Regions from separate parts of the Homo sapiens genome. Here region 2 is linked to region 1. A link is an interaction called in ENCODE POLR2A ChIA-PET data of the cell type or tissue named here. Cell type or tissue: OCI-LY7. All regions are shown on one strand. Each heading gives the region's core, and the rest is flanking DNA. Links, peaks and the distances in the headings are about the cores only.

Region 1 (5,058 bases), core at 634-4,633:
ACCATAGGAGCCCACATTCACTGCCACAACTTGTTCCCCATCAACCATCTCGGTGTGGTACCCATCGTCACCCAGGGAGGAGCTGTCGGAACAGCTGGGCCGGTCGGACTTCTCCATCTTCACTTTCACCTCGGTGATCTGGCTCTCCCTCACCAATAGGTCTCCTTGCTCATGGTCTCCCTCTATCTGAATCTCATATTCAGAAACGCTCCCACTGCTCCCGCGGTCTGAGTGCCCCTCCTCCTGTAAGCGGCTGCGCAAAGCTTTGCTGGGGGTCGTCTCCATCCGGAGGTCACTGCTTGCGGTGGGCTGCCGTCCCTGAGAGCAATATGGAGGAGAGATCTCCACTGGGTTGGCAAAGAAGCTGCTGTCTTTCACTCCGTTTCGACTCTCGGGATTCTCTTCAGCACCGACGGTAACAGAGTCAACATCTCCAACGCTGATTTTGGAATGGATGCTCTCTAGGATCTGCGTGCACTTGTCAATGACACACTGCATCTGAAGAAAGCTGGCTGCAGTCAGAAAACTGACAACATCCTTCAGCTGCAAGGACATTCTTCCAGTGTAACAAAAAGAAAGCAACTGCTCAAACACATTGGGATTTTTAATCACTGATATTGACAAGCCACTCATGGTACTTAACGCTGAATGGTCCCGGAAATATGGGGAGCTGGCAGCAAGGACTGCTTTGTGGGCTCGGAATGGCTGACCCTGAATGTGTACAATGATGTCACATAGTTTCCCCTGCAGGCGGAGTTCGTTTAGCTGGCTCAGAACGGTGCTGCTGTACTCGGGCACATCAAACTGAATAAAACTGCTGCTGTCCATTTCTACTGACATGAAGCGTACTCTGCGGAGAGAGAGAGTTTGCATCATTCACCAATGACTCCTCACTAAGTACAAGTGGCATAAACACAAGCTTACAACAACAATACCATTGTGGCTATCATACCTCCTAAAATCTACCTGAAGCATTCTTCCCCTTGTTTTAGTCTTTCATGTTTTGGTTAATTCACCTAAAGCCAAATAAACTAATGATCAATTAGCCTAATGTCATAATTGCCTAATATTCATCTTGATCAAAAGTAAAATATTTTACACATAGTAGGACTATTTTGGCTCTGACTGAGAAATTGGTCTCCTTTTAGGAAAAATATTTCCCCATTTCAAGTACTTTTGAGGGTTTGAAGTACTTTGTGAAAAATAACTAAATTCAGGCCAGGCGCAGTGGCTTACACCTATAATCCCAGCACTTTGGGAGGCTGAGGGAGGCGGATCACTTGAGGTCAGGAGTTTGAAACCAACCTGGCCAACATGGTAAAACCCCATCTGTACTAAAAATACAAAAATTAGCCTGGTGTGGTGTTGTGCACCTGTAATTCCAGCTACTTGGGAGGCTGCAGCAGGGGAATCGCTTGACCTCAGAAGGCAGAGGTTGCAGTGAGCCGAGAGCACACCACTGCATCCCAGCCTAGCGGACAGAGTGAGACTCCTTCTAAAAAAAAAAAAAAAACAAAACAAAAACAAAACTAAATTCATCTAAAAATGTTCTACCTTACTTGTGTATTTCTGATTGGTATTTTTCAACTCTGTAGCACACTGGATACAATAAATGGAGCTAAACCCTTTTCAGTATTATTGTCTTGATTTGTGTGTTTGCCCTTCAGCTCTGTACACCTTTATATCTCTTTTGGGTTGGGTTGCTTTGGCTGAGACTTACCATGCTCAGTCTCCTTCAGTGAAGAGTTATTATTACTTTTTTTTTTTTTTGAGACAGAATCTTGCTCTGTTGCACAGGCTGGAGTGCAGTGGCGTGATCTCGGCTCACTGAAACCTCCGCCTCCTAGGTTCAAGCAATTCTCATGCCTCAGCCTCCTGAATAGCTGGGATTACAGGCATGCGCTACCATGCCCAGTTAATTTTTGTATTTTTAGAAGAGACGGGATTTCACCATGTTGTCCAGGCTGGTCTCGAACTCCTGACCTCAGGTGATCTGCTCCCCTCGGCCTCCCAAAGTCCTGGGATTACAGGCAAGAGTCACCACACCGGCCTATTATTACTATTTTTTATTAGAGATGAGGTCTCATTATGTTGCCCAGGCTGGTCTTGAACTCCTGAGCTCGTGATCCTCCCACCTCAGCTTCCCAAAGTGCTAGGATTGCAAGTGTGAGCTGCCACACCCGACCAGTGAAGAGTTATTTTAGACAATATTTTATTTTATTTATTTTTATTTTATTTTTACAGATGGAGTCTCGCTCTGTCGTCCGGAGTGCAATGGCATGATCTTGGCTCACTGCAACATCTGCCTCCTGGGTTCAAGTGATCCTCCTGCCTCAGCCTCCTGAGTAGCTGGACTACAGGCGTGCACCACCACACCCAGCTAGTTTTTGTATTTTCAGTAGAGATGGGGTTTCACCATGTTAGCCAGGCTGGTCTCGAACTCCTGACCTCAAGTGATCTGCCTGCCACGGCCTCCCAAAGTGCTGAGATAACAGGCGTGAGCCACCGCGCTCTGCCAAGACAGTGTTTTTAAACAGTAGTTATTTTAGACAACAAGAGTGAAAGGGTGATGGACACATCAAAAGGAATCACCTTCTACTAGCGCTCACAGCTGCGGCACACCTACAACAGGTTTCCTTCCTGTGGCCTAAAATCTGCAGCGCCAGACTGCTCAGAACTACTTAAGTATATATAGCCCCGGCTCCATCCTCTGACAGAAACATAACAAAACCAGATCTAACAATTATATTTTAAAACCTGACCAACAGAAATGTAAACACCTCCTAAGTATTAGATCAGAAAAAAATCTAAATGGAATAAAACTACTTAGACAATGAGAAAACACGTAAAATCTGGGTTTAGGAGTGAAGTTTACTCATGTCTTCAACTTGAGAATGTATCTCCAAAAAAGAGATGGACAGATATGTGATAAAGCAAACACAGTAAAATGTTAACAATTGTAGAGTCTACATGGTGGATATCTGGGCACTTATTGTGAAATTTTCTCACCTTTTCTGTTTGAGGTTTTTCAAAATGAAATGTTGGGAGTTTCGAAAAACAACAACAACAACAAAAAGCTGTAACAGGAAAAGTCAGTGCCTTAAGAGTTTTTATCATTAAACAATAAATACTAAAAACAAGTGAAATGACTGAACTCAGGAGGTCAGAAAAGGAAAAACAAATGATGCCCAAAGACAGTAGGAAAATAACTAATACAGAAAAACAGCACATAATCACAGACGGAATTTTTAAATTTTAAGACAAGACAACGTGCAACTAAATCTAAGGCTCTCACAGGAAAGGATCAGTTAAATGTGCCTAGATCATGTCCGAATTTTTTTTTATCACATCGAAATTTGAGTTAAAACATTTTAGTCGAAGAGGAATACTGTGCCCTTATTTATCCTAGATTTATGATTGAAATCAATTTGAAATCTGTATGAAATGAACATATTTTTAGGATAACATAAATTGGCAGAACTAAATAAGAAACAGAAGTGCCAAGGCACAAATGATCTTCAGGCCGTTCACACTGTTCTAGATGCATGTAAAAACATTTAAAGCATCTCAGTTCATATGGCACAAATCTGATACCAGAAGATGACAAATAGCAGAAAGAAGAAAACTGTCTACTTCATCTAAATAAATAGATTTTAAAGTCCTAACAGAAATGCTAGCAAATACAACCTATTAAAATAATATATTATGACCAAGAACAGCTGCTTCACAAATGTAAGGATGTCTACATCTTCAGAAATAAATAGATGAATATAATTTGCAACATCAGTAAGTACAGGAGAAAACCCATATGACCAAATCAATACTATGTCAAAAATGCATGTGAGAAAAAGTTAAATGCCCTTTCAGCGTAAGGCAAAAATAATAGGCTAGAAACAGAACAATACTTTCTTAATACAATAAAGTGTATCTACTACAAACCAATAGCAACATCATCCTTAAAAAGGAAACACTGCATATGTTGGTATACTTAACAGGGAAAAGAAGGAAGGAAGGGGAAGGGGGGAAGGGGGAAAGGGGGGGAAAGGAGGGAAGGGGGAAAGGGGGGAAGGGGGGAAGGACGGAAGGGAAAAAAAAAAAAAGGAAACATGATGTCTGCATTTCCCAAAATGCATTTAGTAGAACCCAAGCCCAATAGCTAGCCCCAATATCCTCACCTCCTAGGGATTAAAACACACATTAGCATAATATCCCATCAGAAAAGTCCTGCGGACAAGAATCCTGCTTAACTCAGCAGTTTGCAAACTCATTTAATGGTGGAACTGTTCTCTCAAGGTACACATATTAATATTCCCAAGAATGAGTGTTCCCTGGAGCACACTTTGGTAAAACTTTAGTGCAGTCATTCCCATCAGTGCCTGGGAAGATATACAAGGTTATCTGCCATCACGACTCTCACTTAACATTATTTCAGAACTTCTAGCCAAAGTAACATTAAGGCAAGTAGCCATTAAAAAAGAGACAAAATTACTATTACATGCAGATATAATATGCAAATTATTTAGAGAAAACCCAAGAGAATCACTTGGAAAATGTCAGAATAGGCATCTACTAAGTAGAGGGTTTCAAAAAATTATACATAAAAACAGGTAAGATAATGACAATAAGGTGCAACCAACAATATAGCAACAGGAACCAGAAAATACCTAGGGGTGGGGGAAGATAAGCAAAAAACAGGGTCAACAAGAAAAATACAACTCATTTTAATATGGACAAAAGCCTGTATAAATGAAGAGAGAGAACATGCTTCTGGCAGGATGATTCAATACCATAAAGAGAGACACTCTCCCCCAAAATTAATTTATAAATATAACATAGCCTGATGAAATCTTTTCTTAGAAATCCGAAAAAATGATTTTAAAATTCATCTAGAACATTGTGGTCCAACATAAATATAAGACACTGCATGTGTAATTTAATGCTTTCTAGTAGTTACATTTTTTAAAAGTTAAAAAAATAAATTGTAGTAATATTTTATATAACCCAATACATCACTGCAGCATGTAATCAATATCAGAAAGTTGAGACATTTTACATTCT
Region 2 (5,513 bases), core at 777-4,776, 1.8 Mb after region 1:
AGTAATGGGTTACTGATAAGGGAAAGATATGTTAGGGTATGTATTGAATAAAAAGGTGGGAATGGTGAATTGAAAGTATAGTTCTTTAAATTATTTACTCATTTTTTTAAAATTGTTTGGTGTTTTATTAAATACATGGCACTTTAATAACAAATGTAAGCTCCTCTTTCTCTGTTACCAGAGACCTGTCTTTTATTATTATTATTATTATTATTTTTTAAAATTGATAATTCTTGGGTGTTTCTCGCAGAGGGGGATTTGGCAGGGTCATAGGACAATAGTGGAGGGAAGGTCAGCAGATAAACAAGTGAACAAAGGTCTCTGGTTTTCCTAGGCAGAGGACCCTGCGGCCTTCCGCAGTGTTTGTGTCCCTGGGTACTTGAGATTAGGGAGTGGTGATGACTCTTAACGAGCATGCTGCCTTCAAGCATCTGTTTAAGAAAGCACATCTTGCACTGCCCTTAATCCATTTAACCCTGAGTGGACACAGCACATGTTTCAGAGAGCAGCGGGTTGGGGGTAAGGTGATAGATCAACAGCATCCCAGGGCAGAAGAATTTTTCTTAGTACAGAACAAAATGGAGTCTCCTATGTCTACTTCTTTCTACACAGACACAGCAACAACCTGATTTCTCTATCTTTTCCCCACATTTCCCCCTTTTCCATTTGACAAAACCGCCATCGTCATCATGGCCCGTTCTCAGTGAGCTGTTGGGTACACCTCCCAGACGGGGTGGTGGCCGGGCAGAGGGGCTGGCTCCTCACTTCCCAGAAGGGGCGGCCGGGCAGAGGCGCCCCCCACCTCCCGGACGGGGCGGCTGCCGGGCGGAGACGCTCCTCACTTCCTGGACGGGGCGGCTGCCGGGCGGAGGGGTTCCTCACTTCTCTGACGGGGCGGCTGCCGGGCGGAGGGGCTCCTCACTTCTCAGACGGGGCGGCTGCCGGGCGGAGGGGCTCCTCACTTCTCAGACGGGGCGGCTGCCGGGCGGAGGGGCTCCTCACTTCTCAGACGGGGCGGCTGGGCAGAGACGCTCCTCACCTCCCAGATGGGGTCGCAGCCGGGCAGAGACGCTCCTCACATCCCAGACGGGGCGGCGGGGCAGAGGCGCTCCCCACATCTCAGACGATGGGCGGCCAGGCAGAGACGCTCCTCACTTCCTAGATGGGATGGTGGCTGGGAAGAGGCACTCCTCACTTCCTAGACGGGATGGCGGCCGGGAAGAGGCGCTCCTCACTTCCCAGACTGGGCAGCTGGGCAGAGGGGCTCCTCACATCCCAGATGATGGGCGGCCAGGCAGAGACGCTCCTCACTTCCCAGACGGGGTGGCGGCTGGGCAGAGGCTGCAATCTCGGCACTTTGGGAGGCCAAGGCAGGCGGCTGGGAGGTGGAGGTTGTAGCGAGCTGAGATCACGCCACTGCACTCCAGCCTGGGCAACATTGAGCACTGAGTGAATGAGACTCCGTCTGCAATCCCGGCACCTCGGGAGGCCCAGGCTGGCAGATCACTCGCGGTTAGGAGCTGGAGACCAGCCCGGCCAACACAGCGAAACCCCGTCTCCACCAAAAAAATACGAAAACCAGTCAGGCATGGCGGCGCGCGCCTGCAATCGCAGGGGTTCGGCAGGCTGAGACAGGAGAATCAGGCAGGGAGGTTGCAGTGAGTGGAGACGGCAGCAGTACAGTCCAGCTTCCGCTCGGCATCAGAGGGAGACCGTGGAAAGAGAGGGAGAGGGAGACTGTGGGGAGAGGGAGATGGAGAGGGGAGAGGGGAGAGGGAGCTTATTTACTCATTTTAAAATTTATTTTTAGAGATGGGGTCTTGCTCTGTTGCCGAGGCTGGAGTGCAGTGGCACAATCATAACTCACTGCAGCCAGGCTCACTCCCCAGCTCAGGCTGTCCTCCTGCCTCAGCTTCCTGAGTAGCTAGGACTGCAGGCACATGCCATGACACCTGGGTAATATTTAAAATTTTCTTAGAGACAGAGTCTCACTATGTTGCCCAGGCTGCTCTTGAATTCCTGGGCTCAAGTTATCCTCCCACCTCAGCCTCCTGAATAGCTAGGATTACAAGCATGAGCTATCTTGCCTGGCTCTGGTTCTTAAACCTTGGAGGTTCCATTTATATGGTTGTATTTCTTTTTCTTTTCTTTTTCTTTTTTTTTTTTTTTGAGACAGTGTCTCCCTCTGTCGCCAGGCTGGAGTGCAGCGGGGCGATCTCGGCTCACTGCAACCTCCGCCTCCTGGGTTCAAGCGATTCTCCTGCCTCAGCCTCCCAAGTAGCTGGGACTACAGGCCCACACCACCACCCTTGGCTAATTTTTGTATTTCTAGTAGAGACGGGGTTTCACTATGTTGGCCAGGATGGTCTCGATCTCCTGACCTTGTGATCCTCTCCCCTCGGCCTCCCAAAGTGCTGGGATTACAGGCGTGAGTCACTGTGCCCAGCCTGTTGTATTTATTTTTCTAGATTACAGTTAATTTTGTTTTCATTTCTTGAAACCTAGTAGAATATGTATCTGCCTATAATTCAAGGGCAATTGAAAGAAAGAAAAATAACTCAAGGCCAGGCATGGTGGCTCACATCTGTTATCCCAGAACTTTGGGAGGCTGAGGCAGGAGGATCATTTGAGCCCAGGAGTTCAAGACCAGCGTGGGCAACATAATGAGACTCTGATGCTACAAAAAACTTAAAAAAAAAAAAAAAAAAATTAACCAGGCATGGTGGCACATGTCTAGCTACTTGGGAGGCTGAGGTGGGAGTATTGCTTGAGCCCAGGAGGTCAAGGCTGCAGTGAGTGGTGATTGTACTCTGCACAGTGAAACCCTGTCTCAAAAAAAAAAAAAAAAAAAAAAGGAAAAGAAAAATAATGCAAGTTCAGCATATGATTTAGCAAAACCATTTTTGATTTCTCTTTGAGAGAGATTGTAACTTGAATCCTCCTTTTAGTGGGGAGAATTTAATGAATATTTTACATTTCAGTGTAATAAAATGTGTCCAACTTGTTACACAAGACTTAGTTTAAGATTCACATGTTTGGGAAGAATGTGGGTTTGAGTGGTGAGGGTTCAGTTGAAGGTCTCTTTCTATAAAGTATATAATTTGTTGCCAAAGGAAATATTACCTAGCAGCAGTTTACATGTGCCAAGAGAGGACAGAGAAGTCTTATAGTAGAAATTGTACAGAGGAGCTGTCAAACTAGATCCCTGAGGATGTCAGACAGGAAATAAAGCTTATGATGCTAAAAAATTTTACTGGATGACTAGGCCATTGGAAATGAATCTTCCAATGCTTGTGTTTTTTTTTTATCATGCTTTTATTTGAAAACAGTTACTTACACTTACAAATTTAAACTGTTTAAGGTATTTAGACCAAAATTTAAGAAACTTTATAAGATCTTATTGGCTAAATATTGACTTAACTATATATATATATATATATATATATATATATATTTTTTTTTTTTTTTTTTTTTTTTTTTGAGATGGAGTCTCACTCTGTCACGCAGGTTGGAGTGCAGTGGTGTGATCTTGGCTCACTGCAACCTCCGCTTGCTGGGTTCAGGTGATTCTCCTGTCTCAGCCTCCTGAGTAGCTGGGACTACAGGCCCGCACCACCACACCCAGCTAATTTTTGTATTTTTAGTAGAAACGGGGTTTCACCACATTGGCCAGGCTGGTGTCCATCTCTTGACCTCATGATCTGCCTGCCTCGGCCTCCCAGAGTGCTGGGATTACAGGCGTGAGCCACCGCGCCCGGCCAACTATATCTTTTTCTTAGAAAGTGTTTATCCTCTGAGATTAAGGTTTGGAAAGTTATAAGGAGAGAGACTTTAGGTTCTTGGAGATAAAATATAGTAATGTAAGCAATTTCCTTCTCTATGCCAAACGTGGAAATACAGACAATATGTATAAGCAATTGTGCCAAAGTATTTATCTGTGGTTCTCTTTATTCCTAAAATATATTGCCCATTTCTACTATACACATTCAGATACACTGTACAGAATTATAGAGATTTGGAACCTGAAGGACTTTAAAGAACATTCAAATTTCTTTATTTTGTGGAGAAGGGACATGAGACAGGTAACATTAAACTGATAAGAACAGATACTACACTTGATCTTGGCCAAAAGGCCAAGAAGCGATAGGTAACATAAAAATACAGATAGTTTGCCCAGTATCATGAAGGGAATAGGAGCAGACTTAGCTCTTGGAGAAATAGAATCTTTCCTTATTTACTGTTGCAGTAATGAGTTATTTGAATTTTTATTTATTTATTTTAGAGACAGGGTCTCACTCTGTCACCCAGGCTGGAATGCAGTGGTAGCAATCTTCCTGCCTCAGCCTCCTGAGTAGCTGGGACTACAGGGGCATGTCACCATGCCCAGCTAATTCTTAAAGTTTTTTTTGTAGAGATGGGGTTTCACTATGTTGGCCAGGCTGGAGTTGAAGTTTTAGAGGTACATGATGGCTTTGGTTTTCTTACCACCAGATGATTTATGAAAGTTGATGTATCAGTTGACTGTCAGCAGAAGTGAAAAACTGTCAAGCCCCTTTGAAGACTATTATTATTCAGGAAACAAAACAGTGTTGACACTAAATTTTTTTTTTTTTTTTTTTGAGACAGGGTCTTGCTCTGTTACCCAGGCTGGAGGGCAGTGGCATTATCTCAGCTCACTGGAACCTCCACCTTGCAGGTTTAAGCTATTCTCCTGCCTCAGCCTCCTGAGCAGGTGGGATTACAGGTGCCCACTGCCATGCCTGGCTAATTTTTGTATTTTTAGTAGTACATTACCAGTGTAGTTTGTTTGTTTGTTTTTTGACAAACAAAGGGTTTTGAGAAAGATGGAGTTTCACCATCTTGGCCAGGCTGGTCTTGAACTCCTAATCTTGTGATCCACCTGCCTCACCCTCCCAAAGTGCTGGGATTACAGGCCTGAGCCACTGCACTGGCCTTTTTTTTTTTTTTTTTTTAAAGTAAAACACAGGATCAGAAATCTCTTTGTTTTGCATCATTTGTGCAATATTTGTTTTGTTTGTTTTTTCCTTAATGTCTTGAGAGCCAGCAAAGATTATCTGACAGACAGAATTAGACTGAAATCTCTTAGGGAGGTTGTGAAGTATTTAGAGTTAAAGGCTAGAGTTAAGAATAAGCAGTGGCAAAGGTATAACTATAAACCTCAAAGTGTTACTGACTTAGGATTCATTCATGACTCTTCTGCATTAAGATTGGGAGTTAACTTTTAAAAACTAGGTACCTCCGTGAAACATGTATGCATCTTACTGGACACTCCTTTGTCGTTTTTCCAATCACTTCTGCCAGATGGGTTTTAATATAATAGGAAGAATTGTTACGATGTCAGCTCTGTTGTAATTTGGACTGGAATGATTCTGTTCTCTTGTGAACTTGAAGAGTCCAGTTGAATCACTTTCTAGTTATTGTCTTTATTTTTTTATTGTAGTTTTTAAGTGTTTGTTTCTACTTGTGGTAATAATCCTGTTAGGATGCATATT

The links. Peaks named below come from ENCODE experiments on the same cell type or tissue, not always from the same donor. Only the 100,000 strongest peaks of a DNase experiment are listed, where the experiment ranks them.
Region 2: POLR2A ChIA-PET joins it to region 1 with 10 read pairs; 1 of 35 experiments calls an interaction of 5 or more read pairs at or near these places.

Annotation. Positions count from the first base shown.
Region 1 is chr9:126,875,182-126,880,239 of GRCh38, reverse strand. It overlaps ZBTB34 (zinc finger and BTB domain containing 34), which reads right to left. Exons shown (of 2, transcript NM_001099270.4): 2 at 1-850. The coding sequence starts at 840. Among named protein-coding and RNA genes, the nearest start is that of ZBTB34, 17 kb to the right of the region's middle. In OCI-LY7, for the core only: no CTCF peak of the experiment used is centred there; a DNase peak (open chromatin) is centred at 2,619.
Region 2 is chr9:125,104,064-125,109,576 of GRCh38, reverse strand. The region is part of intron 2 of SCAI (suppressor of cancer cell invasion); the gene reads left to right. It also overlaps the pseudogene LOC124902355. Among named protein-coding and RNA genes, the nearest start is that of SCAI, 37 kb to the left of the region's middle. In OCI-LY7, for the core only: no CTCF peak of the experiment used is centred there; a DNase peak (open chromatin) is centred at 4,596; H3K27ac peaks cover 831 bases.